7 separate regions of the Mus musculus genome follow, and all the other regions are linked to region 1. A link is a loop called in an ENCODE intact Hi-C map of the cell type or tissue named here. Cell type or tissue: heart. All regions are shown on one strand. Links, peaks and the distances in the headings refer to the core of each region. The heading gives the core; the rest is flanking DNA. Region 1 holds the start of Rai1 (retinoic acid induced 1). Region 2 overlaps Tom1l2 (target of myb1-like 2 (chicken)). Region 3 holds the start of Tom1l2 (target of myb1-like 2 (chicken)). Region 4 overlaps Rai1 (retinoic acid induced 1). Region 5 overlaps Atpaf2 (ATP synthase mitochondrial F1 complex assembly factor 2). Region 6 overlaps Rai1 (retinoic acid induced 1). Region 7 holds the start of Mir6921 (microRNA 6921).

Region 1 (4,399 bases), core at 125-4,124:
AATCGCCCCATACTCGCTCCTCTCCTCTCCGAGGAATTCTCGCTGAGAGCCTGGCCGGGCTTCTAGGGAGAGGCTGCCTTGTGACTAGAATGGCTGTATCTATGCCTTGTTCTTGGGCCCCACATACCCTCTGGGGTGTTGGGAGGAGGGGTGGGAAACTAGATTACTCTCCAGCTTCCAGATCCCAAGGGCCACGTCCCAGAGAAACCTCTGGAAACAGCTGTGTAGTCAGCCAGGAAGGGCCTCCACTCCACTGCCCCCAACCCAGGCCTGGCTGGAGCTGAGAGAAGTGTGGAGAATGGGGGAGGAGAAGGCGGATAGGATAGGAAGCAGAGCTCCCAGATCTGGGCTCCCATCGCGCTGGCGCCTCCACATCACAGCTTGCCTGGCCCCACTCTCCACCCGCCTCCCCTCCCAGGGCAGCAGACAACTAAAAAAAGATAAAATAAAAAGAAGTAATTCCCCTGCTCTGACGTCAGCTCGAGGTCTTAACAGCCCAGCAGCCGCATGAAACTAGATTGCAACCAGATGTAATGCCCTTGAATTCTCAACACAGCACTGCCGTTGGAAAAGGGGGTGGGAGGGGGCGCGGGGCCCCGCTCGAACCGCGACACAAGCGCTGCGGGAGTGCGTGCGGTGGGGCTGGGACGCGCCGGCCTGGGCTCGCCGTGCAGGCACGCAGCCTCACGTCCCCAGTCCTTCGGAGCGTAAGACGCTCGGGTTTAATCCATTCAGAGTCCTCAGGTCCTGGGTTCCCGGGACGCAGGCACAGCTCCTGGCTGCACTCCCGCCCTGCTGTGTGAATGAGCGACCGGGAGCCCCAAGAGGAGCTAGCTAGCTGGTCGCTGGGAAAAACGGGCGCCCCGGGAAACTGGGGCCGCCGCGACCTGGAGCCTGCCTTGTGTTTCGCTTCCCCTCTGCTCCTCCTTGAAGGCCTCCAGTTGTGACCAGAGCTCCAAATGTCACCTCCCAGCCCTGCCAAGCCCTCGCCCCTGCCGCGCTCGGCCCAGTATCCCCCCCCCACAGGTCTTCTTGCCTCCAAAAGGCGTGGGACTCGGCCTCGAAAGGGCCCACGGGCCTGGCCGCCGCGCCGCTTTCGGAAGGGCACCAAGCTCGCGTGTCCCGGGCTCCAGCCGGTGGCGTCACCCCAAAAGGCCCGTGCGCCCAGGGCCTGGCCACGAAGGGACTCCTGGGTCGCGGGGACCGTTTCCTGGTCAGTGCGGGGCCTGCGCACAGGCCCAGGCGGGGACACGCGGCGACCGCCGCGTCCTGTGTCACCACGAGCGGCCCTCGCAGTCCGGACACCCGGGAGCAGGCTACACCCCGAGCCTCCGGCTCCCCGTCCCCACCCAGAACGCACTCACAAAGCTCCCTCGGGCCCTCGCTGCACCGCCCCACGTCCCCGCCCCACACTCGGTGACACTGGGCCTCAGGTCCCAGCACCGGCGCCCGGCGGGCCACCGACTCTCCAGAATCCCCTCATGCAGCTCCTACACGGCCACCAGCGGCCTCACGCCGGCGCCACACAAAGCCAGGCCGCGCGACCCCGCGTCCGCGCCCCACGCGCGCTCGGCCCCCGCCCGGACCCCTGCCCGCTGGGTCCCCACGCCTCGCGCCGCCCCCGCCCAGGTCCTTGTCCCCGCGCCGGGCTCCCCGCTCACCTCGGAGCCCGCGGTCACTCCGGGGCCCGGCGTCCGGCGCTGCGACTTCGCGGCCCGGAGGCCCGCGCGCCCATGGGTGTCCGGCACGACGGCCGCCCGGGCGGGAAAGAGGGTGGGCCGCGGGGCCCCTTCCTCGGACCTCGACAAGGCAGCCAGCTACCCTGGCCACCGCCGCCACCACCGCCACCACCGCCTGGCTCTGCAAGCGGCCTGTCCGAGCCCAGGCGCGAGCGGGGGTGGCACCGGGGCGCCGGGAGCCGGCGGCGCGCGTAGCGGGCCCTGACCGCGCACCCTGCCGGGCCTGCCTGATGCCCGCGGGAGCCCGAGAGAAATGCGATCCCCTCCACACAGGAAGAGCGGCGGGCGGGCGGGCGACGTGCGGGGGGAGCAGGAGAGCGAGAGCGCGAGGAAAAAAGTTCCCGGGCGGCCAGGCAGCTCTCGCTCGTGGCCTCGGGTGCCAGGTGGGCCGTTCGCGCCCCGACAGCGCCCCCTGGCGCCCGCGCGCCCCACTGCACGCCCCATGTCTGTCTGGGGGCAGGGGCTTGGCAGAGGGCCTGAAGGTGCAGCCCGGCGAGAAAGGCCTGGGGACAGCCACAGGACATGGTCTGCTCATCACTCGCTGAGGATTTTGGACTTAGACTTGGGCCAGGCCTCTCCCCGTCCCCCGCTCATTCCACCACCATGTGGCCCTCACCTGTGACTGTTTCTTTGGTTGGAGAATCCGTTTCAAATTTCCTCAAGTTAGATGTAAAAAATGTAGTCACGGCACATGTGGCACCTTGTTGGGTACCGAAGCAGTGCGGTTCCTGCCTGTCAAGGAGCTGGCATTGTGTAGGGGAGACTCAGACAGCCAACAATGATCAGGTCCATAACGAAGATAATTTTAGAGCGAAATAAGTGCTAGGAAGAAAATCAGCAGGTGCAGTGATGGATTTAGCTGCGAGTGAGAGAAGGCCTGTCTGAACAAATCGCTGAAGAGCAGGAAGGAGCCTGCACCAGCAGCGCATGGAAGAGCATTCTTTGAGAGGAAAAGACAAGTGTGGGTGCCCCGAGGCAGGAGTGCTCTTGATGAATAAGCACAAGTGTAAGGAGGCCATACATACCCAATGGGATAAGAAGTGGGCATGTTAGCCAGGCAGTGGTGGCACACGCCTTTAATCCCAGCACTTGGGAGGCAGAGGCAGGCGGATGTCTGAGTTCCAGGCCAGCCTGGTCTACAGAGTGAGTTCCAGGACAGCCAGGGCTACACTGAGAAACCCTGTCTCGGAAAACCAAAAAAAAAAAAAAAAAGCATGCTGAATTTTAATCCAAGGTCAGGGCCTGTAGGACTACAAAGAGCCTAAAGGCAGCCTCCTTAGTGCTGTGGGAAGTAAGCCACCAACAGATTTTAAGTAAAAGAATTTTGAATGGATTTGTAAATGAACCGATTAACTTATAGACAGCCCCATGAGCCGTGGCTACCCCAAGGCTTCTGCTCCCCTCCTCAGGGTGGCATGAGTTACCTGCTTCGTCGAAGTCTGAGCCATTCATCAGGTCAAAGCACCCAAGTCCCCAGGTGACTTGACACAAGTGAGTCAGTCACCCTTTCAGTCCTGTTTCTTCATCAGGAGTGTGAGCGTTGTGCTAAGTTCAGCACCTTTGTCTTCTTGTAACAGACACTTCACCCCTTCTGCCTCATCCTATACATCCTGACTGCTTCTCTCCTAGCCCACCACATCTATGAAGGTCCTTCACTTATACTGACAAAGCCGAGACCCACCCTAGGTCCTCCTTACTGCCTGGCGGGAAACACAAATTATAAGCGGAGAGGAGGGCAAGTGGGCACTGTGTTGTTTCAGGCCTGCTTTCAACTGTGACTCCAGACCTGGTTTCTGAGCATGGCATCTTTATTCCCATAAGCCAAGCACAGTGAATGGTCTTTCCAGACACACTAGGCATATCACACACACTCTCTCTCCTCCTCCTCCTCTTCCTCTTCCTCCTCCTCTTCCTCTTCTCCTCTTCCTCTTCTTCCTCCTCCCCCTCCTCCTCTTCCTCCTCCTCCTCTTCCTTCTTCTTCTTCTTCTTCTTCTTCTTCTTCTTCTTCTTCTCTCTCTCTCTCTCTCTCTCTCACTCTCACTTTCTCTCTCCCCCCCCACCTCCTTTCCTGGTTGCTGGGCACCTTGGTAACTGCAAGAAGCTGGAAAAGGCAAACAAAAAACAAACAAACAAAAAACCAACAGCAACAAAGCTGCTTCAGCTGTCTGGCTCCTACTTCCTCCCTTGGTCTTCCCTCCTCTCCTGAGAATACAGGACTGTACTCCAGTCCCTTGATAATCTAGAACAAACTCTTCATCTCAACAAGCCCTTTTGTTTAAACACATCTAGGACGGCCACGCCCCCTTTGCTGTATATGAAGATATCCCTAGGCTTCAGGGATTGGAAGTTGGAGACCTTTGAGAGCTGGTTTCTCTCACTGCTTCTCTTACTGCTACCTCACCGCAAGCCACTGCACAGAAGAGGAAAGAGACTCACAGCAGCAGTAGTGGGTCTGGCATCCAGTTACTGGAGAACTAGAGGCTGGACCACTGCCAGAGCCCAGGAATTCAATACGAGCCTGGGCCAGTGAGACTCTATCTCAGTTCCTGTATGTTTATGGTATGGGTAGGATAGCCTTGAAATTATCTATGTAAAGTGCCAAGACGCACGGGCACACCCAGAGTTGCTCTCTTGCAAGTATTTTACTTTTATTTCATATG
Region 2 (4,399 bases), core at 165-4,164, 190 kb before region 1:
GTGTGGCCACATTGAATACATCTCCTTTCTTTGCTTTTCCCTAGTATTTATCTCTGCAATTGGCCTCTTGAGGGTCCCTAGAAGAGCCTGGCTTGGTAGAGCTACTGAGACCCAGCTCCTAACTCCAGTAACAGCACTTCCTGCCCACAGCCCCCCAAGCTGTTCCCAGAGTGATTTGTCAACAGGGACCCCTATTTTAAAAGCCCCAGACTGCAGAAAGCGAGAGAACTCTTACAAGTTAGCCTCCACTCTCTAACAGCTCTGTTCTCCCTGCCCCCACCCCCACTCCTCCATCCTCCTCATCCTCCGAGTTCTGCTCTTCTACCTTGTTTGTACCCCCTCTCCCTCTGTCATCATTGCTAATCATTCTTCATTCTTTGGACTGTCAGGTTAAGAGCGCACCTCTTGGCTAACATTTGTTCCTGGTGTCCTAGCTCTCTGCTTGTAAGTCTGTGATCTGGCTAAACTCCCTGAGGCAAAGGTTCTGTCTTGACTTGCTATTCCCATCACAGTCTAACACATGACCCACAGTGGGATGTCCCCCACCCCCAACACCAAGGTATCTGCTAGGCTTCAGCCAGAGCTCTACCTGAACACTGAGTCCCAGGAGACTTTTATTTTCTCAGTCAACAGGAGAGAGCAGCCTGTTTGGCTAGGATAAGCGATCAACCTCCTCCCAGCCTGCTGGCTTCTTCAGGGGCCCCTTCTCCTGGTGGTAGCTGGTAGCTGTGGTGATGGCCACCATATGTTTGCATCCCAGCCCTCCCTAGCTCCTTTCTGTACTCATTTACTCCACACATAGCGTATTCCATTGAGTACAAAGAAAGGAATACATCAGACTAGTGACTCTGCACCTGGAGAACACACCCCACATGCATTTTAAATCTGTGGATTCCCCTTAAGGGAATTCCAGTTAAAAAAGAACTTGGGTCAGCAGCCTTGGGCCTGTGTGGCTAACAAGCTCCTATTTTCTCTGTTGTTGGGCTGGCCTGAAGGGCTTCTTTGTTTGGGTAGGGGTGGATGTGATGCCCTAATGAGGCCCTGTGGAATCCTGGCTCATACACAGCAGCCTGCGGGGTGGAACTCTCCAGGCAGGAAAGCAAGTTGGTGAGTTTGTGGGTTTGTCAGATTTTAAAGAACACAGAACAGTGTTAAAGGGGTGAAAACTAACTGGAGTATTGTATTCTTGGTTGGATTCAGCACAAAAATACAGAGCAAAGGCTGAAGGAATGTGAGTAGTGTCTGGAGTTTAGCTAATAGTACTACACTGTGTTCCGTGTTTAAGTTTTGACAGATGCACACTGGTTATATAACATGCCAATGTGGGAGGAAACTGAGATGAGAATTCGGGACTATTGGTGCTTCTCAGTAAATCTAAAATTGCTTCAAAACAAAAAGGGTATTAATAAAGAAGGAAGAAAGGACAAGGTCAGTCTCACGCCCTTCTGCCCCTCTTACCCTGGTCTTGGAGCCCTCCTCTACAGTCAGGAAGGCTGCTACAGGCACTCTCCTTTTTGCTCCAGGCAGTCTGCTCCTTTGTCCTTGGTGTTCTTTGTTTGGGAATAGGTTAGGTTACAAGACCAGGTCCAGCCAGAGGATGGGAGTCATGTGGTTACCAGGAGCTCCTACCTCCTGCCCTGCATCAAGGGACTGGGGACTTCTTAGCCTTTCTTCACTTGTTAGAAACTGCAAACCGGGGGCTGGAGAGATGGCTCAGCGGTTAAGGACACTGACTCCACTTCCAGAGGTCCTGAGTTCAATTCCCAGCAACCACATGGTGGCTCACAACCATCTGTAATGAGATTTGATGCCCTCTTCTGGTGTGTCTTAAGTCAGCTACAGTGTACTCATGTATATTAAATAAATAATTTCTTAAAAAAAAAAAAAAAAAAAAAAAAAAGAAACTGCAAACCTGACTGGAAAGGAAAGGGAGGGCGAAGAACCTGATGTATGTGGGAAGCTGATGGCAGCTGAGGATGTGCCCAGTGGTCAGACAGTTGCTCAGCATGGTCAGGTCCCAGGTTCCATCCCTGTGGGCTAGATTGAAGGTTGTGTACTTGTTAAGCAGCAAATTGCATCCTCTGTTCTATTTTTCTATTTAAAGGGGTTTTGTGTATTCCTGAAGATTCAGATGAGTAGCTTCGAGGGCAAGGGACTACTGGGGGGCTAGCAACAACACTGTACTCCTCTCCTGCCTCCTGCCCTCTTCCAAGAGCCAGGATGAAATATACCTCTTTCTCCTAGCTGGTTCTAAATCCCCTAAGGGCTTTAAATATTTAGATTCATTAAAAAAAAAAAAAAACGTGCAGTTGCTGCTCCTTCACCCTAAAGATGAAACAAGCCAAGCTTTGAGGCTTCTTCCCACTAAGGGAGCTCTTTATACCTTCCATCATGAAACTTCTGGCTCAGAAACCTAGAAATATGAAAGGGCTAAAGGACATTTGGAGCTCCTGGATGCTTGAATCTGGTGAACTGTTTTCCTGTAGATGGCAGTGGTGACACATGAGTGCTCATGGAGGTCTGGAGGGAATGGTGCTGGCAGGGAGAACCCTTCAGACAACAATAGTAACAAGTGTCAGCTCCTAGTATGGCTGTGGAGGAGGAGTTATTCGGGAGGGGAGGCTCCAGCAGGTGTTTTCTCTATAGTATTTAGTTTCCCTTCAGGCAACTGTGTAAAGGAAATCTGTTGTTACTATATTTTACAAATGTGGGAAAGGTCTGGTACCCTGGGGTACCCGTTACCAGAAGGATCAAGACAGCAGAAGTCTGAGTTCACTGCCATTCCAGGCTGCCACTGCCATGCACAAATGAAGGGCCCTGGCAGTCCAAAGCCAGCTTCTTTTTCATGCAGGAGAGGGGGTGGGGTGGGAATGTGAAACAGGCCCTCTATGTAGCACAAGCTGATTTTGAACTTGTGATCCTCTTGCCACAGGTTCCCAGTGCAAGGATTACAGGTATGTGCCACCATGTCCAGCAAGGTCAGCCACTTAAAGACACTCAACAGCAAGTCTAGCTAAGGGCAAAAATGTACTTTTGGCTCTTGAGCCACTAAAAAAGGTAGAATTTCTGAGAACCCAGAATTGCCTAGGAAGCTCCATGCCTGACCCTTGAGGTACTGTGGTCAGAAGACGTCCAGTGAGGTGGTGGCTCTGTAGTGGCTGGGCTGGAGCAAGGCCCCAGGTCAGAGGTGAGCCGGGGTCCTCATGCAGTTGCTGCTTTCACCCCCAGTAGAGACTGCTGTTCTGCGGGATAGAGCTGAGCTGAACCTTTGGACGTGTGCGCTCATCACCGTCATGGTTGTGCTTTGATGGGTCTGTGCAGGCAAAGGGTGCTCATTCCTACGACTTCTATTCAACAAAGAAGTGGAGATGGTAGCTAGGCTAGTTAGGAAAGAGAAGAAAACAGAAGGCATCCAAAGGGAAAGAGAGCGGTAAATGCTAGGTTAAGATGTTGAAGGTTCAGAAACCCTGCCATGGCAGCCAACAAAACACAAAAGACTGTCCTTCAGAGTGGTCCATAGTATCCATGGGAGATGGGGCCCTTCCTGTCATCTCTGTCAGAGAGCCCGAGGATGGCAGAGACAGTAGATTGCTGTGGAAGTTGACAATTAGAGAGAAAGGTGAATTGTGAAGAGCTGCAGCCCAGCCTTCACATTTCTTTGTTTTGTTTTGTTTTTCGAGACAGGGTTTCTCTGTGTAGCCCTGGCTGTCCCAGAACTCACTCTGTAGACCAAGCTGGCCTCGAACTCAGAAATCTGCCTGCCTCTGCCCCCGAGTGCTGGGATTTAAGGCATGTGCCACCACTGCCCGGCTACATTTCTTAGGAAAGAATGGAATTTTTCCAGTAGTGGGGGTTTCTACACATGTACATGTAGTGCTTGATTGGTCATTTGAAAACACCTCAGCAGAGAACTCTTATATCTCAAGAAAATACTGAAAAATTTTTTGAATTGTTGTAGCTAGTAAATTGGATTTTTTTCTGTTATATATTTTTTAAAATTTATTTTTATTATATTTATTCATTCATGGGAAGGGGCAGAGGATAACTTGTAGGACTCTGTTCTTTCTTAGCATGTGGGGCCTAGGGATCAGCGAGCACTTTTACCCAATGAGTCATACAGTGTTAAATATTTTCCCTCCCCACAGTAGCGGTTTCAATATTCTTGGGGGCTCTTTCTTACAAATAGAGTTTTTGAAATGTGGTTTATGTTGAACATGAGTGTTTCTGCCAGTAAAGAATAAAACAATTGTGTGTTCGTGTGTGTGTGCGTGTGTGTATACATGGGTATGCAGATGCTACACTCCACACATAGAGCACAGGAGTTGGTTTTCTCCTGCTGTCTTGTTGAGGCCTAGTTTCTCTTGTCTCTGTCATGATGAATACTCGAGACTAGCTGGTC
Region 3 (4,399 bases), core at 220-4,219, 250 kb before region 1:
TCCACTTATTTAACTCCATGCCAGTTCTGGGAGCTATTTAAAAGGGACATCTTAGTGTCCCTACTTCCCAGATAGGGAAATTGAGGCTTGAGGTATGTGTGTATGTGGGGGGCCGGGGGGGGGGTCTGTGACCAAAGTCATAGAGTGAATTACTGACAGAGACTGAGATGGAACCTTGATATCTTTATTCTCATCGCAAACACTTCATACGGCACCAAATGAAATACCTTATTGCAGATCAAGAGGATGGATATAACAGCCAAACTCTAGAATGAGTTATCAGTGTATCGGGTACCTCTCTTTCAGTGAAACGAATCAGGCCAGGAAACTGGCTGATGGACCCTTTTCCTACTTGCTTTTGCTAGTTTAAGATTTTATACGCTCTTTTCTTTTTCAAAAGCCCGATTAAGTCTCAGTACAAGTGTAAAAATGACATGTGTGCTCATTTTACAGATGAGACGGGTCAGGTCGGAGTCCTCCAAGAAGAGTTACAAGACAGACCTCAATCATGCAACCTCTAATCTTCTGGAGCTAAACTCTTGATTCTTACCTTCCTAAGGACTGTCTCCCCTTGCAGTAGACGCTTCGTTTGGTTGCTGGGGAACCAAACACCGCCACTTGGTTGCTAAGGGGAAGTCAAGCGATAAATATCCTGGGTGAAAGTTGATTCGTCACGTGGCCATATTTCTAACACCAACCAGACTTGAAGAAAACAAACGTTTCTCCAATCAGCACAGTCAACGAGCTTCAACTTCTAGTTACGCTTTCTTTCTGCCCGCCTATGTAAACGATTGACACACCTTTTATCCAATAATAGTAAAGATTCTCTAGACTGACCAACGTGCTAATGAATCAAGAAGAACGGCCACTCGTTTGGAGGCGGGTCCGGGGGTTGTGCCGCTAGGCTGACGGAGACCCTAGTGACTTAGCTTGCTTCGTGCCCAATCGGACGCCGCGGGGTGGGTGGGACTTCACTGAGAGTGGAGTGTCGTCCAATCGGAAGTGGGCTGGTTAGACGCTGCCCAATAGAGATGCACCCAGAGGGCGAGGTCAGGCCGGGCGCTCAGCGTTCCGGAGGGTGGGGCGGGGGCAAGTGTCAGTCAGGGCAGAACGCGGCGCGGGCAGCGGAGACCCGTGGCACACAGGAGTCCGGGCTGGAACGAGGCCCGCCGAGATGGAGTTCCTGCTGGGGAATCCGTTCAGCACCCCTGTAGGGCAGTGTCTTGGTAAGGCCGCGCGTGGGGCAGGCGTCGAGTGAGCCACAGCGGCTGACCGGGCTGGTGAGATCCGCGGGCCTCCTCCCGGCACTGAAATCACCTCACGTGCGGGTTGGGCCTCTGCCAATAAGTGGTGTCATCTCAAAGGTGGACTGGGCATCCTTGTCACGAGGCCTCTGCCTGACGCTGGTGCCACCTCACCCTACAAGGAGGCTCCCCCGAGGTGCCGATTGGACTTAGAGAGGTCCCCGGCATCCCTGCCCATCAGGGCCCAGCCTTTCAAGTCTCTCCCCAGAAGTAGTGTCCATGCTAGTCTGCTTACCCTTGCGTATTGGGAGATGTCACTGCGAGTACTCTTCCCCAGGTATCTCGCTGCCTTTGCTCCCAGGGCCTCTGTCTCCCGGAGCCTTTGTGGAATGGAACTCTTTCTTCCGTCCTTGTCCCTGCTCATTGGTACCAATGGCTCTGAGGCTGGGCACTTTCCCAGAAAATGCCCCATGCTGCACGACTTCTAATTTGAGCTGCAACTCAGTCAGGCTGTAGGAGGGACTGGGATGGGGGAGGCCCTCGGGGAAAGTGACTGGCTTGGCAGGGGGATGGCGTGGCGGCAGAATCTCCTAGGCCTCCTAGGAAAGAAGGGAGGCAGGGCTGCTTTGTTGATAAGCAGTCCATTGGATCCCGGAAACTTGGACTCCAGTAGTGACTTTGCCAGGGACGCTCCTCCTGACCTTGTGCGCTTTATATTTTGACGTTCTCTTGTCTGCCACACGGGGTATTTGGAGATAAGATGTGGTGGGACTCTTCAAGTTCTAAAGTTCTGAATCTTCCTTGTTGATATTAAGCGTCTCCTTACATTGCCTCTTGCTCTCCCACTACATAAAGTGGTAGTAGAGTAATCAGAGCAGCTGTCAGTAGTGTAAGGAGTTAGAGGCGGGCCGCATGCTGCATAAGGAATGGCACTGGCCGCTGTGAAGTTTCCTTACAGAAGAAAACACTGGCAGACCAGGGAATAGTCCAGTGGTAGAGCATTAACTTAGCACACACAAAATCCTGGATTTGATCTAGGATCCAGCACTGCAAGTAATGAATAATAAAGCAATTTGGCCTTTCATCCAAGGTGGGAGCTTATGCCAACAGATCAGTCAAAAGTGCTGACTAGCTTTAAAAACAAACAAACTTGGGGCTGGAGAACTGGCTCACCGGTTAAAGACATTGGCTGTTAATCCAGATTCAGGCCCTGGCACTGCATAGTGGCTCACAACTGGCTGTAACTTCACATCCAGGGGATTGATTGCCCTCTTCTGGTGTCTTTTATATACATACCTAAACATACCATGTAAATGGTGCACAGACAGGCAAACAAAACGCCCACATATGTAACATTTTTGAAAATTAAAGTTGGGTCTGCCGGCTGGTTGAAATCATCTTTTATGAACTGGGCTCTGTACTATCCTTATGGGTCTTATAGTTCAAGCAGTAGAGACTTGCTTGTTTCTACTTTGTATATGAATTTATAGCCTACTTTTCTGTTGTTAAGCTTACAAACTTACGGAGGCTTTTTCTGTTGTTGATTGACATTTGGGAGCATTCTGTTCCTTTTGGGTTTTTTGTTTGTTTGGTTTTGGTTTTTGGCTTTTGGCTTTTTGTTTTTGTTTTTTGAGACAGGGTTTCTCGGTGTAGCCCTGGCTGTCCTGGAACTCACTTTGTAGACCAGGCTGGCCTCAAACTCAGAAATTCGCTTGCCTCTGCCTCTCACGTGCTGGGATTAAAGGTGTGTGCCACCACACCCTGCCATTCTGTTCTTTTTTGATAAAGTGTCTTTTATAAGTGATCATGGATTCTGGGACCTGAAAGTCTTTTCCCACTTCTATGACGCTTCTTTCTCTGATGTTCACTCAAGTATCTCTTTTTCTCTGTATGTATATGTGTGTGTATGTAAATACTGCAATTTTATGTGTTTACATATAAACACATATATGTGCATGTATATATATAAATATTTCAATTTTATGTGTTTGTTTTGCCTTCATGTATGTCTATACACCACTTGATTCCTTGTGCTCACAGAGGCCAGAAGAGGGTGTCAGAACCTGGAACTGGAATTACAGACAGCTGTGAGCTGCCATGTGGGTGCTGAGAGTCAGACCTGGATCCTTTGGGAGAGCACCAGTGCTCTCTACCACTGAGTTATCTCTCCAGCCTCCCCTCTTATATTGAAAAGATTTTATTTTATTTATGTATGTGTGTGCATGCGTCGGTGTGAGTGTGAATAGGGTGCCCGTGGAGGAAGAAGAGGGCATCAGATTCCATGGTGCAGAGTTACAGGCATTTGTGATCCAGCTGATATGGGTGCTGGGATCCAAACCCCAGTTCTCACGATTGGGCAGCAAGTGCTGTTCAGCACCGAGTCCTCTCTGCAGCCCCGACTGTGTCTCCCACCCACTCTCCTTTCTGTCTTCCTCTTCTCTCCAAGTGCCCTTTCAGCGCAGTCTAAATTCACTTCTCCACCCAATGTTGAGCTCAAGCCAGGGAACTAGAGGGGTGGAGTGGGGGGTAGGGGAGGGAAGCTGAGGCATATGAAGGGCAGAATGTAGAGAGAAGTAAGGGATGTAGGGCCATTTGAATGGATGGAAATAAGTAAACATGTTAGATGTGACCTGCATCAAATGACCTTGATTATGGAACCTCAGAAGGTTGTGTAGGCATTCCAAGCCTGAGAGTGACTGTCTGCTGAGCAAAAGGAGGGAAGGGCGGGGAGAGACCTGTGTCTTACTGAGTGCTTACTTTGAAGGGTTCATGTCTGCTAGCACTTGATCTCTTATCTAGAACATTGTAGAGACTCTGTGAATTGCGTTCTCTGTTTACAGCAGAACAGTCAGGGCTGGGTTTTCTATCAGAAGTGGCTATGTGATCTGGCTGGTTTATGATCTGTGAAGGAAAGTACCCTCCCAGGCCTTAGATCATCCACTATTGCTTATAAAAGACACTTAAAGGGCTGGATAGGTTTTTAAAAAATACTTATTTATTTATTTTATGTATATGAGGGCTCTATCCTTATGTACACCTGCATGGCAGAAGAGAGCATCGGATCCCTTTACAGATGGTTGTGAGCCACCATGTGATTGCTGGGATTTGAACTCAGGACCTTCGGAAGAGCAGTTGGTGCTCTTATCCACTGAGCC
Region 4 (4,399 bases), core at 188-4,187, 77 kb before region 1:
CATCTGGACTCTGTCCCTTCTGGCAGATGTTGACTGGGGGCTGCTAAGCATCCCCTCCCCGGACTCCTGGGAATGAAGGATGGTAGCACCTGCCTCCTGTTCTTGGTATCATAGGTGCATAAACAGATTATGCAGTCCAGAGTGTGGGGATGCATACTAATAGGGGACAAAGACACAGTCCCCTGGCCACTGGAGAGCAGCACACGACCCTTCCTGTTCTCTGTCCCTCCCCAATGAGCTCCTCCGAACTTTCCCAGGTCAGGGATGGTACAGACAGCACTCATATGGAAGGCAGGGGCAGGTAGACCAGGGGCTTTTGTGGAGTCACAATCCAGGCTTGGCTATCTCGGCTGGTTTCCTTCAACCGATTGGCTTTGGTTACCCCAGAAAATCCTCAGTGGTGAAAAACAGGAATGCCCCCCAAGCTTTGGAGAAATCACAAAGAAGGCTGACTATTGGCACCACATCCCACAGATTCAGGGTTTACCCAGCCACCACGCAGGGTGAAGGCAGGATGTTCAAGCTCTCTGGGTCTGAGCAGCCCAAGCCTCTAGGAAGGAACAGTTCTTGTCCCAAAACACACTGCCATAGACCACAAAGGTGTCAGGGGTTTGGTTGGTTTGTCAAGAACTAAATGTGGGGGAAGAGAGGTAAGTGCCTCACAGGGACAGGAGTGAAAGGCAGGAGTGGGAGCTATTGGCAGGGAGATCCAGCCTCCCTTTAGTCTGGATCCCACAAAGGTGCTTTCCTTCCTTTGTCTGGGAACTGACCCAAGGAAGGGGGGTAAAAGAGCTCCATCCAGTTGAACAGGGCACTCCCAGGCAGCCAGAGCCTCCAGAGCTCAGAGCAGTAGGACTGACCCAGCTGCCCCGAATACAACTTTCCTCTTCTCCAGATTGTTAAAGCTTTCTGCCTATCCCACCCCCAACTCAGCACATGTCTCTAGCCCCTCACTAGGACAGTGCCTACCTGCCCTTTGGATGAAACACGAAGTGGTGCCTGCCATTCCAGAAGGGCTGGAGGCAGGGCAGCCTGGTGCCTCCTGCCCCATCTTCCCAGAGCAGAGCACACTCTGGATGCGGGGGTTGGGGGGGGGGAATGCAACACCTGCTCAGGATGGCTGCTGGGCCATTTCTAAGACCAGGACACAAAATGCCAGCTCCCTGCCCTCCCTGGGTGTGTGTTTATAAGCCAAGAACGCACAAACCCGGACTGCTCTGAAGGCTACATCTGCCTCCCTCATATATCTGCACAAATTACATTTCGGTTTTTATTAGTCCCAGATCACTCTCATTTCCTGCTGAGTGTCCTGTGGATATCATTAACATTTCTACGGCTGGAGTTGTGTGTGTGTGTGTGTGTGTGTGTGTATCCCTGCAACACATTCCCCAAAATGCAATGCATTACCAGAGACATCATCTAAAGAGGGGAGCCATGAACAGTGTCCCCTCCCTGCCTGCTCTGTCCCTGCCCCATCTAATCAGTCCAGCTGCTATGCCTTTTAATTTCCCCACACAGGATTACAGGCCAGCTTCCCGATGCACACAGGCAGCTGGATGTGGAAAGCATCTATCTCTAAGAAAAGACAGTTCAATTAAAATCTCAGAGGCCCAGGGCCTGTTGGAGGACACAGGCAGAAACATGTGCCCCAGTACCACCCTCCAACCCTGGCAGAGGGAGGGACAGAAACAAAGGCTCAGGCATGGTGGCATCCTAGCTGCTAGCTACAGAGGTACTGCTGGCTCTGCCAGCAGAAAATAGGTGCTGCCTCTTTAAGACTTGCAGCGGGCTCTGTTGTTATTAATTATTGTGATTATGATTATTTTTCAAGAGCACCAGGAAAGGATATGGAAGGGATGAGACGCAGATAGTGAAGGACTGGCATGGGCGGCATCAGGAGAGCAGATGGAAGAATGAATACCCCATAGGTGATGGTGACCTTCAACAGGGAGGGAAGAAGCTGTGATGGCCGGATTAACAGCAGTAAGGTTTGAGAAGGGAACCTGAACCTTGCCCCAGCTTCTGCTCCTCCCCCTTCTCCTGGGAACTTGCCAAGGCTTCCCCTCAACCAGCTTGGCAGAATCTGGCACACAGCTGATGGGAATCCAGAGCAGCCCTCATTGCCCTAGGGACATGAATACTCCACCCCTGTAACCACTGGTTACTCTAGACACTGGATGAAGAGCGTACCAGGCTCAACAAGGGCAGAGCTTCGTGGAATCTGGTGGTGCTTGCAATCTGGATGAACCTCCTTTGACATTCCAGCAGCCAAGGACGGCAAGCCATCAACACAGCCATCAAACAGTGCACTGAAGGAATAGTGAGGCTGAGCCTCAGGCACAGCCTTCTCCCAAAGACTTTGTGTGTGTGTGTGTGTGCGCGCGCGCGCGCGTGCTAGCCACTGATAAAACTGGACTTTATGTTTTATCTTGTCCTTTCTACTACTAAAGGTGACATTAATAGGGGTAGAGGATGTTTGTTAGCTGAACATTGAAGATCAAACCCCTCTTCTGTACCTCACACCAGAAAGTCCCACCCTGAGAGAGTGTCTTGGTATGACAGCAAGAATGCAGAGCTGAGCTCAGGACAGACAAATATATGCCTATGTGCCCCTCTACAGCAGGCCAGACCCTGCCTGCAAGCCTGGCTCTATATTTCTGTGCTACTAGGGACAAACCCAGGGCCTGTAACTTGTTAAGCAAGGTCTACCACTGAGCTGTACCCTAGTTCTCAGCAGGCAATCCTACCTATAGTAGTTGACCAGTCTCTAGTGAAGGGTCGTTAGTCCCACAGGCTCATCAAGCCCAAGAGTGAGCCCTACAAGTGAGATGGGCATACTGTGGGCCTTGTAGGAATGTTACTCCGAGGGAAAAGGGAGACAGGTGGAGGGAGAGGTGGGAAGACGCCCATTCCCTCTTCACTAGGAGTCCCCAGTCACCAGTCCTCCCACCTGGCCAGAGTGGTTTATAACTTGATTGGGAGCTTAGGAAAATTCAAAGTTTAACCCATTCAAGGCCTGAGAACCAGAAAGGGGGTATTTATGGGGCCCAGGAAGCCTGGAAAAAGACAGATATTCATGGAGCAGTGGGTAGGTGAGACCCCAAGGCTCTCCCCATCTGTTATGGATGAAGAATAAATATTAAGACTTGGAGGCTGGGAGAGGCTCAGTAGGAGGGCTTGCTGTACAAGCTTGAGAACCTGAGTATAGAACCCCAGCATCCATGCAAAAAAAAGCTGGACAAAGCAGGGTGAGCCTGTAACCCTAGCAACAAAGGGAGGTGGATGGGGAAGAAGAGGAGAAAACAGGTATTGCATGATCTTGCAGGCTAGCTAGCTTGGGGGCAGTGAGACTATCTAAAAGGAATGAGACAAAAAAAAAAAAAAATCAATCGGCAGAAGGCATCAGAGGTCTCTGTTAGTTTTTAGGGCTGGGCCTGTCTGGGAAGCAGGGATGAATCTTCATGGAACCCACAAGAGCAGTCAGACCCCACTGGCCTTTGAGACTACGCTAAACTTCTTGGGCTAGGAGCTAGCATCAGGAAGAGGCTGAAGGATCTGCTTGGTGGTGGTGGTGGTGGTGGTGGTCGTGGTGAGGCAGCTCTACCCCAAAACTACCCCAAAGCACGGCTTCTCAAGACCACCCCATGTTGGTAACATCTTTTTTACACTACCTCCCCCCACCTCCCGCAGGATCTGGGGTCCTGAGTAGACAGAGGCAGGCGGAGAGATAAGAAGTAGCAGACACGAGACAGGTTGTAGTTCAGGCTTTTTAGAAGACTTGCCTAGCATGCAGACAGAATCTCCATCACTGAAATAGAAAATTAGCAGGATATAGTGGCATAAACCTATGATCCCAGCATTTGGAATCTGAAGCAAGGGGATCAGATCTCAAGTTCAGGACCAGTCTGGCAGGTTAGGCATAGAGCTCAGTGGTAGAGTATTTGCCTAGCATTCATGAGGCTTTAAATTCAATTACCAAACACTGCCAACAAGCCAGCCTGGGCAACACCGGGGGGAAAAAAATGGACCCAGAATCTTCTAAGGCTGGGGGCCTAAGAGGCTGAATCTGAGTTCGCTAGACAATGTGTGAGAACTCCAGACTTACCATCCCTACCATGCTAGGGCACTGGAGTGAGATGCAACACCATGGCATTGACCCTGGCCCACCAGTTCTTTCTTGGACACAGCCCTCAGCATCTCTTACTAGGATGCAGTAGGTCACAGCTGATGCCCTCAGTGGCAGGGGCCCATAGTCCAGCTAGCTCTGTGCCCACCATCAGGGCTGTCTTCTCTGTAGCCACCTCAGCTGCTACTCTTCTTCATCGATCTCTTGTGGCTACTGTGGGCCATTTTATTGACCGCTCACTGTCTAAATAAGGAGAAACATAAAGGCCAACTA
Region 5 (4,399 bases), core at 300-4,299, 310 kb before region 1:
CTTTGCCATTCTCATAGGAGTGTCAGGGACCAGACGGCTATCTGCTTTTGAAGTAGAGTTTTATTGGAACAAAGCCACATACTCATACATATTGTCTGCTTTCATTATATTGGCCAGAACAGCCTAGGGTATGGACCTCCACTCCAGATGAAAAGCAATTTGGAAAATAGTGCACTTATGTATTTGGCTGCAAGAATTTTTTATTATCATATATTTATTTGTGTATGCATGTATTTGGGCATCCATGTGCCACTGTACATGTGGCGATGAGAGGACAACCTCTGACAGTTGGTGCTCTCTTGCTACCTTTACATGGGCTTGGGAGATTAAACTTGGAATCAGACTTGCTTGTAAGCACCTTTACCCACGGAGCCATCTCTCTGACCCTGGCAGAATTTTAAATACCTTTATTAAGATATAATTTACTTAAGGGGCTAGAGAGATGGCCCAGAGATTAAGAACACTTGTTGCTTTTACAGAGGAATGGGTTCAGTTCCCAGCACCCATATAGTGACTCACAGCCATCTGTAACTCCAGTTCCATGGGATCAGATACCCTCTTCTGACCTTGACCTCTGTGGGTACAAAGCACATACATAGCACATGTACATACAGTCAGACAGAGCACTCACAGGTGAGATAAAATTTTAAAAATCTAATACATATAATTTACTTAGCATACAGTACATTCCCTAGTATATATTCACTAATTTGAATGACCATCACCGTCAGTTTAAGAACATTTTTATCATGGTAAAAAGTAGTCCGTAGGGGATAGAGTGCTGGCTCAGGCTTAAGAGCACTGGTTGCTCTTCCCGAGGACCTGGGTTTGGTTCCCAGCACCTACATGCAGCTCACAGCCATCCATAACTTCAGTCCCGGGGGATCAAATGCCTTCTGGCCTTGGGCACAAGGCGTGCACATCGTGGATAGACATACATGCAGGCAAAATTCCTAAACACATTAAAAAAAAAAAGGCAGCGAGTACCCTTTAGTACCATCCACCTGCCTGGCCATCTCCCCAGCCGTAGGCAACCATTACTTCCTTAAAGATTTCAGTTTTAGACATTGCATTGTGTGGAGCTTAGGACTAGCCTTTTCTACTTAGTAATTGAGTATTTATGTTCTCAAGGTCTGTCTGTGTTGTATCATACATATATCCATAGTCCAGTCTTTTTATTGCTGAATAGCTTGGTGTAGAAATACACATTTATGGACACGTGAGTTGTTTCTTACTCTTTGGTTGAGTAATGAATGATGATGAATGATGCTGATACAGCACTTTTTGTGTACAAGTTTTTGCATGGGTTTGGTTTTATCTTTCCTGGCTATATTTTCTAAGCTTAAAATTGCTGGATCAAATGGAAATTAGCTCATTAAGGAATAGTAAGATTAGTTTTTGTTTTTTGGGGGTTTTTTGGTGGCGAGGGGTGTCAAGATAGTTTTTCTGTATAGCCATAGCTGTCCTGGAACTAGCATTGTAGAGCAGGCTGACCTCACACTACAGAGATCCATCTGCCTCTGCTCTCAGTTGTTGAGATTAAATACCTGTGTCCCCACCTCCTAGCCCTTAAGGTTGTTTTTTGTTTTTTAAGGTGGATGCAATGTTTTAAATTTCTAGTACTAGTGCATGAAGTCTCAAATTTCTTTATACCCTCACTAAAACTTGTTATTGTCTGACTTTTTTATTATAGTCACCTCAAAGGGTGTGATGTAGTATTTCAGTGTGGATTATTAATTACATTAATTATTGAGATGGTCTTTCTGTGTATCCCTGGATGGCTTTGATCTCCATGTAGACCAAGTTGGTCTCAAACTGCCTACCTCTGCTTCCTCAGTGCTGTGGTTAAGGGCACACACCACCATACCTGGCCTGAGTTGGAGGCTTTCTTTATATGTTTATGTTAAACGAATTTTGATGTCTGAAAACCACCACTTAGAGATGTCATAGGATTATAAAAGGTTAACTATTTTGAATTTAGCTTTAAGGTCCAAGACCCACCAGATGGCGCTGTTTTAAAAGATAACGGTATCATGATTGTATGGTTGACACAGATTTTTATTGTAGTCTGGGAATTGTAGTCCTGTGCCTTTAGGTTCTTAAAAGTGGGGGGTAGGGGGCAGCTCCTAAACTGTGAGTGGTAGAATAACCATACATTAGACAAGAGGGATTTAAGAAGGAAGTGACACTGAAAACCACTTGTTTCTGTATATGGACTTAAGCAACGTCTCAGGGAAGAAAACTAGAGGTTATTAATTTCTCATTCTTCTTATGACTAGCTTTTCAAAGTTGTTCTCTCCTGTCTTTGTTTTGTTTTTTGTTTTTGTTTTCTTATGGCTGCCTCTTTGTTTTTCATTGTTTGTATATGTGTCTGGATATATGTGCCACACATGCATGTGGAGGACAGAGACCATCTTTATGTGGTCATCTCTCCTTTCAAACTTGTGTGGGATCTGGGGATTGAATTTAGGTCATTGGGCTTGCATGATAAGCACATTTACCTGCTGAGCCATCTTGCTGACCCTCTCCGTGTGTTTTGAGACAGGGCTGCTGAATTGGCTAGGCTAAATGGCCAGCAAGCTGCAGGGATCCTCTTGTTTGTTCCCACTTCTTCAACACTGGTATTGAAAGCTACATGACTATTCTCTGGCTTTTTATATAGGTACAGGGCATTCAACTAGATCATCATACTTGTGAAGCAAGTACTTCATCAACTGAGCCTCATGTAAGCCATTCTAATCCTGAAAATTCTTTTCTTTTTTTTTTTTTTTTAAAGATTTATTTATTTATTATGTCTAAGTACACTGTAGCTGTCTTCAGACACACCAGAGAGGCCGTCAGATCTCATTACAGATGGTTGTGAGCCACCATGTGGTTGCTGGGATTTGAACTCAGAACCTCTGGAAGAGCAGTCAGTGCTCTTAACCACTGAGCCATCTCTCCAGCCCCCACATATGAACTCTTAACTGCTTGCTCAGAGGTCCTTTTGCAACTCAAGATGGGATAAGGATTCCTCAGTCTGGATTCCCACCATCCACATGTTCTTGCTGTCATTGAAGTCACTTATTCATTTTGCTCTCACTAGACAGAACCTCTGGAGAGCACATCTCATCCCCAAGGCTGGTCCTTGAATGTAAGGACCAGTAGGAAGACTGGTGTTTGCCCTGTGTCAAAACTTCAGACTGAAAAGCCCTGTCTAAAGCCTTTGAATATGAAGCCATTATCTCTTGGGTTCTTTTGCCTTTCTACTGTCTTGTTTTCTGTGTGTCTTTATTTCCTCTCTAATCACCTTACTATCCATACTTTTAAATTCTTATTCAGATATAGAGGTAGCCCTGGCTAGCAGAGCATGCTAGAAGATGAGGGTTATAGGAAACTTAGCTGTCCTGGCAGCTTTGGGAGAGTCGGTCCTTCACAGTCAGTTTCTGTCCTTTCTGTGTCCCATTTCTTTCACCCATTTCTCAAGCCTGTGTCAAGAATTGTTCTCACTGACTTCTGCCTGGCCAGACTTTTGCATGTTACCCAGTAGAGGCACCAGAATGCACAGTGGATGTAGTATACAACTTCAATCACAGATAGGAAAGGAGGCTGTGGCCAGCCCACCAGGTAGCAGATAAAGTAGGGAAATTTAACGGTGGCAGAAACTTACCTATTTTGTTGTAGAATGTGTGCAATAGTAGAATGGTGTTATAGTTTCAGATGATATGGTCAATTGTATCATTATCTCAGTGGCCAGAGCTGATAATTCTTATAATTATTCTTTTATAATTTTGTACATATATATTGTCTAAGTCAGTGTTCTATTGCTGTAAAGAGACATCATGACCAAAGCAGCTCTTATAAGAGAAGGTATTTAATGGAAGCTTGTTTATAGTTTTAAAGGGTTAGACCATATCGTCATGGTAGAAAACATGGTGGCAGGCATGGTGCTGAAGAAGTAGCTGAGAGCTACATCTTGATCCACAGGCAGCAGGCAGAGAGAGAGACAGAGCCTGGCATAAGCTTTTGAAACCTCAAAGCCCATCTCCGGGTCACACCTCTTTCACCAAGGCCTCACTTCCTAATCGTTCCCAACAATGCACCAATGAGATCCACCAAGCATGCAAATATATGAGCCTTTAGTGTCCAATCTTTGATGATAATATAATATTCTTCTCCATTATCCTTTCATTCCCTCCCCCCTTGCACCCCCTTTTTCCAACTAGTCCTCTTATTTCCATGCCTCTTTTGGAGGTCTGATAACTTTATAAAAAATTTAAAGTACATGAAGACAAGGATTTTTCTATCTTATTCATTATCAAACCCTCCCCAGGACCCTCCCCCTGCCTTGCACACATATGAAGTTTCTATAAGTTCCTGTAATTCTAACAAAGACATATAAAACAGATTATCCCCCTTG
Region 6 (4,399 bases), core at 237-4,236, 72 kb before region 1:
AGCCCCAGGTGTCAAAGACTGACAAAGTGGACACACACACACCCATGCACTTTAGCTCTTAGCTTCTTGGGCTGGGGACTTGGGTATTCAATGCAACAAGGAGTACCTAGATGTTCTCTGGCTCCAGAGCAGCAGGCCTTGGTAGGTAGGTAGCATCATGGCCCAGGCAAACCCTGAAGTAAAAGGTGAGAGGCCTGGGTGCAGGAAAGAGCTCAAGAGCTAGAGGTAGGAGTGTGGCATGAGCTCAGCTTGTAGAGGTGGTGTAGGAGGTGCCCTGTAACATTCCACAAGAGATAGGTAAGGCCCCACCCCTCCCCCCTCCTGGGACCCCTGCCAAGCTCCCATGTGGGGTTCATGACAGCAGTAATTACATAATTAATGGTACAATGAGCTGCCTCCTAAGGATAAGAGCCTGAAGGTAGGGACTTCAGTGTTTGCTCTTAAGCTCCAAAGCCCTACTCTGGCCCCAGAGTTGCCCCTATAAAAATTGCTCTGATGGTGACCAAGTGGGACAGAGGGACACTACTGGCTTTGTGCTTATCACAGTATTTATTCTTTATCACAGCCTCAGAGGGTGAAGGCCACAGAGCAGTTTCATGAGTGGGTGAGGGAGTTGGTGGGCAGAACAAAAACTATCTAACTAGGACCTGCACTCTTTCCTGCAGCCTTTCCTGTTGGTGTCCACTGACTCTTGAGCCCAGCTTGGCTCAGCCAAGCGTCCAGGTGGAGAGCAAGCAGAGCGCAGAGCTGAGGCTCCAGGGGATGTGTGTAGCTTAAGTCGCAGTGAACTGCCAAGGCGTCGCTGAAGGCCACCCAGGGGCAGGAAGAGGGAAAATGATGAAGGAAGCAAGTGGCTGCCCTCTGGAAGCTTCCAGAACAAACTCCCTCCTACAGTGGCTACTGCCTACCTACCTACCGTGGTCCAGTTCTGAGTTTGGCTGCTAGAGCCAGTGGTCTGGGTACCCAGGTGCTTTCAAAGCAGCTCTTCCTGTGTGCTCATGGGGACTCTAGGTCTGCTCTCGCAGTGGTAGCAGCAGAGGGTCTCTGGCTCATCACAGACAGTCCTGTCTGCAACCTCCTCGGAAGACAGCTTGGCATGGAAAAGCAACCAGCCCCAGGAACTGGGCACATTCTCCCTCAACACTCCAATCCCAAACCCGAAGAAATCAATGAAAATCCAGAGAGAGAGTCAGTAAGTTGTCCACCAGGCTCAGCAGTTACGTGCCCCAAATGCCTCTCTGTCACACAGAAACAGAGAACATGGCTTTCCTACTGTATAGCCCAGCAGGGAAAGATCTTGCTGCTTCCAGGAGTCTGGGTAGAACCTCCCCTGCTGCCTGCCCCAAGGGCTTCTCACTGCAGCAAGCTGACAGCCCAGGAGGTGCAGCCCTGGCCCCTTCTCAGTGCGGGTTCCATATGGGGGAGCAGGGCACTGAAGCCCCTCCTGCACCCGCCCCCAGGGGAGGAAGCCGCCTGTCAGGCCGCCTCGGCGTGTCAAATCCTCTTGCTGCCTAATTGTGAGACGGCGGCGTTTAAAGAAACGCTTTTCTGGCCGCCTGCCACACCGCAAACTGCTTGGTATAATTTTATTATTAAGGAGAGAGAAAAAGAGAAGGGGCTGGAGGAGAGAGAAAGGGGAGAGCAGAGGAAATTGCTTCGTCCAAGTCAGCTGGTGGAGTATTCCGCTCAACGTGAAAGCGGGGACAGCTTTCCAGTTGGCAAGCTGACTCCGTTAATTGCGCATTCAGTCTCTACTTAGGGTAATTGGAACGGAGCGGGGCCTAGCTCTGACAATTAGGGTCTGCGACTAGGCCATTAACCCTTTCCGCAACCAGCCCCCGCCCCATCGACACCAGGCGGGGAAGGGCGCGGGCGAGGACCCCACATTGAGGTGTGGGCTGCAGCAGGGTACTCTGCCTAGGGCGCGGCGCGGAGGGTGGGGTCTGCGGCCTCTCCGCCGCTGCTACAGATGTTTCGGCCGTGTAAGACAAAGGCAGAGCGCGGCTGTCGCCGGGAGAAAATCCGCAGGACTCCCTCAGGGGCAGGTAAAATTTCACCTTCCATTGGTATTCCCCTCCCCCTCCTTGTCTCCCGGCCTTCCGCCAATCCGGAGAGGGCCACCAAAGACGCCGCGACGCCTCCTCCGCAGCCCAACCCACTGACCCCAGCAAGGTCACGGCGACCTCCGGCACACCCGCCCGTCCTAAGCCACAGATCCGCAGGGACTGTGGGCGCCCAGAGAGGAAGGGGGCGCTGCGCTTGCCACGAGGCAAAGGCAGCCAAGATGCTCCCCGCCTCCCTCCCGCCTGCACCCGGACCTGGGGGCGGCCCCCCAGCCTCCATCATTCATTTTCCTGATTCCCGCTGTAGCCGCCCTCGGAAGTCAGCCGAGTGAAGCAGCTGTTCCTTGCACACTCCACTTGACCAAAGATGATGATAAATGAGGCCAGAGCTGCGTCAGGGACGCGGCTGCAAGGGCCGTGCAGGGAGGAAAGTGGGGGCCTATAGTCCCTTCGCCCCGTTCGGCTAAGTGCGCGCCGGCGAAATTGCGTGTGAGCTCTCCCCACCCCCGCCCCGTAGACCTTCCCGCAGGTCCGCACCCTTCCCCGAACGCTGGGGTCCCCGCGGCGTCCTCGCCTCCGCCCCCAGTCCGCGCGCCCCAAACCTATTAACGCTCGTAAATAATGAATAAAGGAGCGCTTCCTACAGCCGCTCTGGGTGCGGGAGGGGCGGCAGCCAGAAGCGTGAGGCTGGGGAGATCGCCGCGGGCCGGACCGAGGGGCTTGGGCGCGCGGCCCCGCACACGTGCAGCCGCGGCGTGCAGGCAGCACCCCGCCCGGCGGCGGAGGAGGGGAATCCCGCGCTGCCCTCCCCAACGCCACCTCCCCTGGAGTCCTCTGGCACCGAACGAGGCGAGAGAGTGCGCGCGAGCTTCCCAGCCGAAGAGGGTTATTTTTAACCTGCCCCCCTTTCTATATCTGCCTCGGCGATGCGCGCCCGCCCGCCCGCTCCAGCAGCCGAGGACGCGGGCTCCTCACCTCGCTCGCAGGCTCCGGACTCTGCGCCTCCCCGGGCCCGGCCCCCGCCCTTGCGCGGGCAGAGCGCCGCTACATCTCAGCCTGGAAAGGGCCGATTAGGAGCCGCGTGCCTTTCAGCTAAATATCGGAACCGGGTGGGATGGGGGCGGGGAGCCGGCGCTCGTCCCCTCGCCTCCCTCGCTCCCTCCCACCCTGCGCGGAGTGGCGGTGCGAGGCGGCTCCAGCTCCCCGCTAGCCTGAAACAGCCGGCCGGAGTACCGAGTCCCCCTGGGGTTCTCGGCCTGATCTCAACATCCTCTAGTTCACAGAAGCTGGAGTTCCCAAATGCACGGACCCTCAGGGTGCAACGGCGCCAAGCCAGGCGCTGCCACCCCCACCGCCAGTCCCCTTCCTTAAGCCACTAGACAAATAAGCCGTTTGAACAGCAATGGGCAGGTCTTGCCGGAAACTTCAAAGCAAGCCCCTTCCTGAGCCAGGGTCTGGGGACGTGCCAGGAGCACACAGGAAGCTTGCCAGATCGGTTTACTCCCTCTTGTTGGTCTGCCTAGGCTCCCCCTAGGGAGAAACCCACTTTGACTCGCCTTCTTCAGACCCTTTCCTTCCTCAGTATGAGGTCGCAGGAAGTTCGCGTCCGTTGTGGTTGCTCTTCTCCCGGAAAGGCCACCCACCTTAAACTTCATTCTGCCCTCTTTAGAAGAGGTGAGCATCAGATGGGCAGCCAAGTCAGGACCAACTCCGGGATCTGACTGAGACCCTCAAATATCCTAGAGTTTTCCTAACCCAATTCGGGGGAGTCTTAGGAGAAACGTTCTTTAAGGAGAAGGTGGTTAGCCGCAGCAGTCAGCAGAGAAATGGGTAGCCATCCCAGACACAAAAACCATGGAGTTAGTTCTCAACATGCGGGTCAAGACCCTGTCACGGGTCACCTAAGACCATTGGAAACCACAAATATTTATATTACGATTCACAACAGTAACAAAATTACAGTTGTAAAGTAGCAACGAAAATAGTTTTATGGCAGGGAAACGCCACAACATGAAGGGTATTAAAGGGTCCCCACACTAGGAAGGCTGAGACCAATCTCTTGAGGCTTAAGTCAGCTAGACAAAACAAAACAAAAAAATCCCAGCTTTTGAGGGGCTGGGCTTTTGGTTGGGTTCGTCCTCAGGAGAGAGGCCTCAGGAGGCCAGCAGTAGCACGCAGGTAAGTAAAGAGGCCTAGCAGGCCAGAGCACCTGGAAGAAACAGACAGAGGTTGATATCCCAGGGGGCTCTAGATGGGAGGGGCCTGGGAGCCAAGGTAGGTTAGGAGCAAGAAGAGGACTGGTACCTCAGCAGAAACAAGGTACTAGGGGAATGGTA
Region 7 (4,399 bases), core at 258-4,257, 95 kb before region 1:
ACCCATCACTGTCTGTCTGTTAGGGTTTGGAACTAGGAAGTAGCTCTGGGTTGGGGCCCCAGCTTATTAAGGCATTGGTGTGGGAGGGGACTGTAGAGAGGAGGGTGCCTAACCTCTGTTCTGCTCACCCTTCTCACAGTGGATCCGCTGGCCCAGGTGACCCGGCTATTCCGTGAACATCTCCTAGAGCGAGCGTTGAACTGTATTGCTCAGCCCAGCCCAGGGGCAGCTGACGGAGACAGGTGAGTTTGTCTGTGTCACTCCCAGGCAAGACCTACAACAAGGGCATCTGGGAAAGCCTTGTCCAACCTCTTGAGTAGCCAGACTCTGTTCTCAGAGCCTCTCTGGGTCTTGCTTTCCCCTATCAGCCAGACAGGTGGTATTTTTGTAGAATCCTAGGGTCAGACTATGCTTGGTTGGACGGTTGGTGAGAGCCATTTTCACCCAGAACCCGAGACTGCTGCTATGTGTCCTGACAGCTCTCTCCTGCCTCAGGGAGTTCTCAGATGCCCTTGGATATCTGCAGTTGCTAAATAGCTGTTCTGATGCTGCCGGGGCTCCTGCTTGCAGTTTCTCTGTCAGCTCCAGCATGGCTGCCACCACTGGTGAGCTCCAGACCCCCGTCCTGACTCCTGCCAGACCCAGATACAGTGTGGCTGAAAGTCAAGCACCTTTCCCTCTTCTGTAGGCCCAGACCCAGTGGCCAAGTGGTGGGCCTCACTGACAGCTGTGGTGATCCACTGGCTGAGGCGGGATGAAGAGGCAGCTGAGCGCTTGTACCCACTGGTAGAGCATATCCCCCAGGTGCTGCAGGACACTGAGTGAGTCCCCAGCCAGGTCCCTCCCGCCCAGTCAGCCCCGCAGTACTTTGCTTAAATATCTGTACAGGAGGACAGTGCTGTCCTCCCAGGAGTCTAGAACCGTGGCGGGAGATCTCAGGGAGGGCTGTAGTTTGGTCTAACTTCCTATGTCTGCCATGGCCCCAACAGGAGACCCCTGCCCAGGGCAGCTCTGTACTCCTTCAAGGCTGCCCGGGCTCTGCTGGACCACAGAAAGGTGGAATCTAGCCCAGCCAGCCTGGCCATCTGTGAGAAGGCCAGTGGGTACCTGCGGGACAGCTTAGCCTCTACACCAACTGGCAGTTCCATTGACAAGGTGAGGGGTAGGGTGGGTTCCTGTCTAGGCCAGGGTCACAGCTGTCCATTTCCAGGTTCTTGGTGTTAGTACAGAATAATGCTAAATGGATTTACCTCAGTTTTAACGACGGCTTAAGTCTTGGGGAGAGGGGGCTTTACTGTTTCGCCACCACCAGGAAGGAGGGTGTGGGGAGCAGACTGGCAGGGTTCCTGTTGGGAGCCATTGTTGGGAAGACTGCGGGCTTGTAGCAGGAGGCGGTGCATGTGTTGAGGCAGATGCAGTGCTTCAGTGATGCAACCTGGAGTCAGGCCCCAGTGCTGTGGACTTCCTGCCCTTACTGACGCTGCCTTGAGACAGGGTGGCCCTCAGCTAGGGAAAGCTTGATGTCCATAGGGAAACTCCTCCCTCTGCCCTGCCTGCTATCCCAGGCCATGCAGCTGCTCCTGTGTGATCTACTTCTTGTGGCCCGTACCAGTCTGTGGCAGCGGCAGCAGTCACCAGCTTCAGTCCAGGTAGCTCACGGTACCAGCAATGGACCCCAGGCCTCTGCTCTGGAGCTGCGTGGTTTCCAACATGACCTGAGCAGCCTGCGGCGGTTGGCACAGAGCTTCCGGCCTGCTATGAGGAGGGTGAGTCCCACTGTTCTCACACTGAGGGGCATGAGGTAGGAAGCCGGGAGTGGGGGGACAGTAAATCTGAAACGGGTGACTACTCCTTGCCTCTCAGGTATTCCTACATGAGGCCACAGCTCGGCTGATGGCAGGAGCAAGTCCTGCCCGGACACACCAGCTCCTGGATCGCAGTCTGAGGAGGAGGGCAGGTTCCAGTGGCAAAGGAGGTGAGGAGGTGGCTGTGCTTACAGGGCTGGTGAGGGTCAGGGGCCGTCTTGGTCTAGTGAGACATACTGAGAGCTGACTTACAGAAATCAGCGGGGATGACAGTTTTTGAGGCAGTCATAGGAAAGAAGCTGAGCCCCCCTGTGTGCCCAGCCCAAGTGGAGAAAGCAGCCAGACTGGGAGTTCCACGTGGAAGAGCTCAGCTACTTTGTCCTGCACATGGGGTGTGGGCTCGGCCAGACCTAAGCCTCCCTCCCTTTGATGTGATCTGTGCAGGCACTACAGCTGAGCTGGAGCCACGGCCCACATGGCGGGAGCACACCGAGGCCCTGCTGTTGGCATCCTGCTATCTGCCCCCTGCCTTCCTGTCGGCTCCTGGGCAGCGAATGAGCATGCTGGCCGAGGCGGCACGCACCGTAGAGAAGCTTGGCGATCACCGGCTACTGCTGGACTGCCAGCAGATGCTCCTGCGCCTGGGCGGCGGAACCACCGTCACTTCCAGCTAGACCCCAAAGCTTTCCCTTGAGGACCTTTGTCATTGGCTGTGGTCTTCCAGAGGGTGAGCCTGACAAGCAATCAGGACCATGCCGACCTCTAGTGGCAGATCTGGAAATTGCAGAGGCTGCACTGGCCCGATGGCACCCTCTTGCTCTGTAGGCACCTTAGTGGCTTTTCCCTAGCTGAGGCTCACCCTGGGAGACCTGTACATAGTGTAGATCCGGCTGGGCCTGGCTCCAGGGCAGGCCCATGTACTACTTTGACTTTTGCAAACTTTATTTTCATAGGTTGAGAAATTTTGTACAGAATATTAAAAAATGAAATTATTTATAACTTCAGTTTTGTTTATCTGGGTAGGCAGATGTCTGCCTCAGCTGATTGCTATCTTTCCTGGCTTGTCCTTTGGGAAGCCGGACTTCCCATCTGTTGTAAGGTGTATTTGCTGGCTTGGTGATGCTATGTTGAGCCACCTTGGCCCTCTGATCTCATGGCTCATAACCCTTGAGGGGCCTTGATGGTCTCAGTTGTTCCTTTGCCTTCCAGCCCTCCACCAGGTAATAACCCCGTATATCCAGAAACACACACAGTTCCCTAGTCATCTCTGTGCACCAGCATAGGCGAAGGATCAGGGCCCATTAGTGAGTAGACTGGGAACCCTGTTTGTGTCCCCCGGCCCCTTCCCTCTACTCCCAACCCCTTAGGGAATCTGGTCGGCATCCACAGGCCGCACACTTCCAAAACAATCGTGGTATCTTTATTGACTTTTTTTTTTCTGAATGCAATGACTGTTTTTTTTTTTTTTAACTCTTAAGGAAAATAAACATCTTTTAGAAACAGCTCGATACACACAATCTTCAGTGTGAAGCAATATACTAATAAGAACACTAGTTGTCTTAACATTTACAGTCTTCATATATATTATATATATGTATATGTATACATATATATACACTATATAACGAGGCCAGATATAATACACACGTTTACCATTTTACAGTCATATGTACAGAACGTTGCAGGGAGAAGGGGCTGCATCAGGCCTATTAAAGCGTGGACAGAGCTGAGGACACAAACGGACAGGTGGGGGCTGGCCGTGGTGGTGGTGATGGTGGTAGTTGCTCGGGGAAGGGGCATCACTTTGGCCCCGACCCCAGCCAAGGCCAGGTTAGGGCTCTGTGCTGTGGAGCACACGACGCACAGCAGCGACACACAGAAGCGAGCATGTTCCCAACATATATACATTCTATGTAACATATATATAGAGGGGTACACAGGTTTGTACACGAATCTAGCACTGTCTCCGCCTATGAGCCGAGTGAGCTGAGTGGCAGTCCCTGAATCCCATGTTGGTGTTTTGTCTGGGACAGCTGCACATCTGCTAGAGGGTAGCCAGGCCCAGTCTCCTCAGGCTTCCAGACGGGGCTCCAACAGTGGGGTGGAAGACTGGAAAGGGGACAAACAGAAGCCATAGGGCGCCACCCCAGGCCAGCCCGCATCAAGGATAGACTGGCCTGAGCCCAGGCTGCCACGATCTTGGGCAGATCCATGCCAAGTGCTGAGCCATGTCCCCCGCCGCTGGGCCTCTAAGAAAGGCTTGGGTCTGCCCCACGTCGTCCACTGAGCCAGCAGCCTAGCCTCTTCCCAGGGGCACAGCTTGCATGCCACGTCTTTTTCAGAACTTGCAGGGGACTTGCCCCCCGCCTGAGACATTGTGCCCTGGGTCTGGCCACTCCCTGGCCTGCCTTCGCCAAGCCTGGCCCCGGTTTTCTTCGCAACCTAGGCCTCACGCCAGCGCCCAAGGCAGCCGGAACCTAGACCCTGGATGGGATCAAGGACCGGCTGTGGGCGCAGCTCTTCTTCCTCGGAGTTTCGGCCACACGGGGATTACAACGGCAGCCTCTGTGGGAGGGACAGCCCGTTACTGTTAT

What was found. A loop is a pair of places that touch in the nucleus more often than their neighbours do. Peaks named below come from ENCODE experiments on the same cell type or tissue, not always from the same donor. Only the 100,000 strongest peaks of a DNase experiment are listed, where the experiment ranks them.
Region 2: it touches region 1 in a loop (7-fold over the local background); 17 of 42 quality-filtered maps call a loop at or near these places.
Region 3: a loop joins it to region 1, with 2.6 times the contacts of the local background. A loop is called at or near these places in 3 of 42 quality-filtered maps.
Region 4: a loop joins it to region 1, with 3.0 times the contacts of the local background. A loop is called at or near these places in 31 of 42 quality-filtered maps.
Region 5: it touches region 1 in a loop (6-fold over the local background); 20 of 42 quality-filtered maps call a loop at or near these places.
Region 6: it touches region 1 in a loop (5-fold over the local background); 20 of 42 quality-filtered maps call a loop at or near these places.
Region 7: a loop joins it to region 1, with 6 times the contacts of the local background. A loop is called at or near these places in 26 of 42 quality-filtered maps.

The regions. Positions count from the first base shown.
Region 1 is chr11:60,102,657-60,107,055 of GRCm38, reverse strand. It overlaps Rai1 (retinoic acid induced 1), which reads right to left and starts at 2,043. Exons shown (of 6, transcript NM_009021.2): 1 at 1,662-2,043. In heart, for the core only: no CTCF peak of the experiment used is centred there; DNase peaks (open chromatin) are centred at 265, 1,345 and 2,145; H3K4me3 peaks cover 2,322 bases; H3K27ac peaks cover 2,493 bases.
Region 2 is chr11:60,291,060-60,295,458 of GRCm38, reverse strand. The region is part of intron 1 of Tom1l2 (target of myb1-like 2 (chicken)); the gene reads left to right. Among named protein-coding and RNA genes, the nearest start is that of Gm38501, 34 kb to the right of the region's middle. In heart, for the core only: a CTCF peak has its summit at 2,481 (motif pointing right); a DNase peak (open chromatin) is centred at 2,528; H3K27ac peaks cover 2,251 bases.
Region 3 is chr11:60,349,584-60,353,982 of GRCm38, reverse strand. Tom1l2 (target of myb1-like 2 (chicken)) reads left to right here and starts at 1,078. Exons shown (of 15, transcript NM_153080.3): 1 at 1,078-1,226. The coding sequence starts at 1,175. It overlaps Drc3 (dynein regulatory complex subunit 3), which reads right to left and starts at 603. Exons shown (of 14, transcript NM_029044.2): 1 at 551-603. In heart, for the core only: CTCF peaks have their summits at 868, 1,960 and 2,530 (motif pointing left); DNase peaks (open chromatin) are centred at 942 and 1,742; H3K4me3 peaks cover 2,208 bases; H3K27ac peaks cover 1,527 bases.
Region 4 is chr11:60,180,155-60,184,553 of GRCm38, reverse strand. All of the region lies in intron 2 of Rai1 (retinoic acid induced 1), which reads right to left. Among named protein-coding and RNA genes, the nearest start is that of Mir6921, 18 kb to the left of the region's middle. In heart, for the core only: no CTCF peak of the experiment used is centred there; a DNase peak (open chromatin) is centred at 2,063; H3K27ac peaks cover 2,626 bases.
Region 5 is chr11:60,409,993-60,414,391 of GRCm38, reverse strand. The region is part of intron 1 of Atpaf2 (ATP synthase mitochondrial F1 complex assembly factor 2); the gene reads left to right. Among named protein-coding and RNA genes, the nearest start is that of Atpaf2, 4.8 kb to the left of the region's middle. In heart, for the core only: a CTCF peak has its summit at 1,993 (motif pointing right); no DNase peak of the experiment used is centred there.
Region 6 is chr11:60,174,601-60,178,999 of GRCm38, reverse strand. All of the region lies in intron 2 of Rai1 (retinoic acid induced 1), which reads right to left. Among named protein-coding and RNA genes, the nearest start is that of Mir6921, 24 kb to the left of the region's middle. In heart, for the core only: a CTCF peak has its summit at 2,243; DNase peaks (open chromatin) are centred at 1,539, 2,269, 2,949, 3,449 and 1 weaker place; H3K4me3 peaks cover 3,760 bases; H3K27ac peaks cover 3,755 bases.
Region 7 is chr11:60,198,002-60,202,400 of GRCm38, reverse strand. Rai1 (retinoic acid induced 1) reads right to left here. Exons shown (of 6, transcript NM_009021.2): 6 at 3,206-4,370. The coding sequence ends at 4,356. It overlaps Srebf1 (sterol regulatory element binding transcription factor 1), which reads left to right. Exons shown (of 19, transcript NM_011480.4): 13 at 140-242; 14 at 496-605; 15 at 689-821; 16 at 990-1,155; 17 at 1,566-1,766; 18 at 1,864-1,975; 19 at 2,250-3,317. The coding sequence ends at 2,479. It overlaps Mir6921 (microRNA 6921), which reads left to right and starts at 1,784; the gene lies at 1,784-1,863. It overlaps Mir6922 (microRNA 6922), which reads left to right and starts at 74; the gene lies at 74-139. In heart, for the core only: no CTCF peak of the experiment used is centred there; DNase peaks (open chromatin) are centred at 2,570 and 4,089; H3K27ac peaks cover 1,333 bases.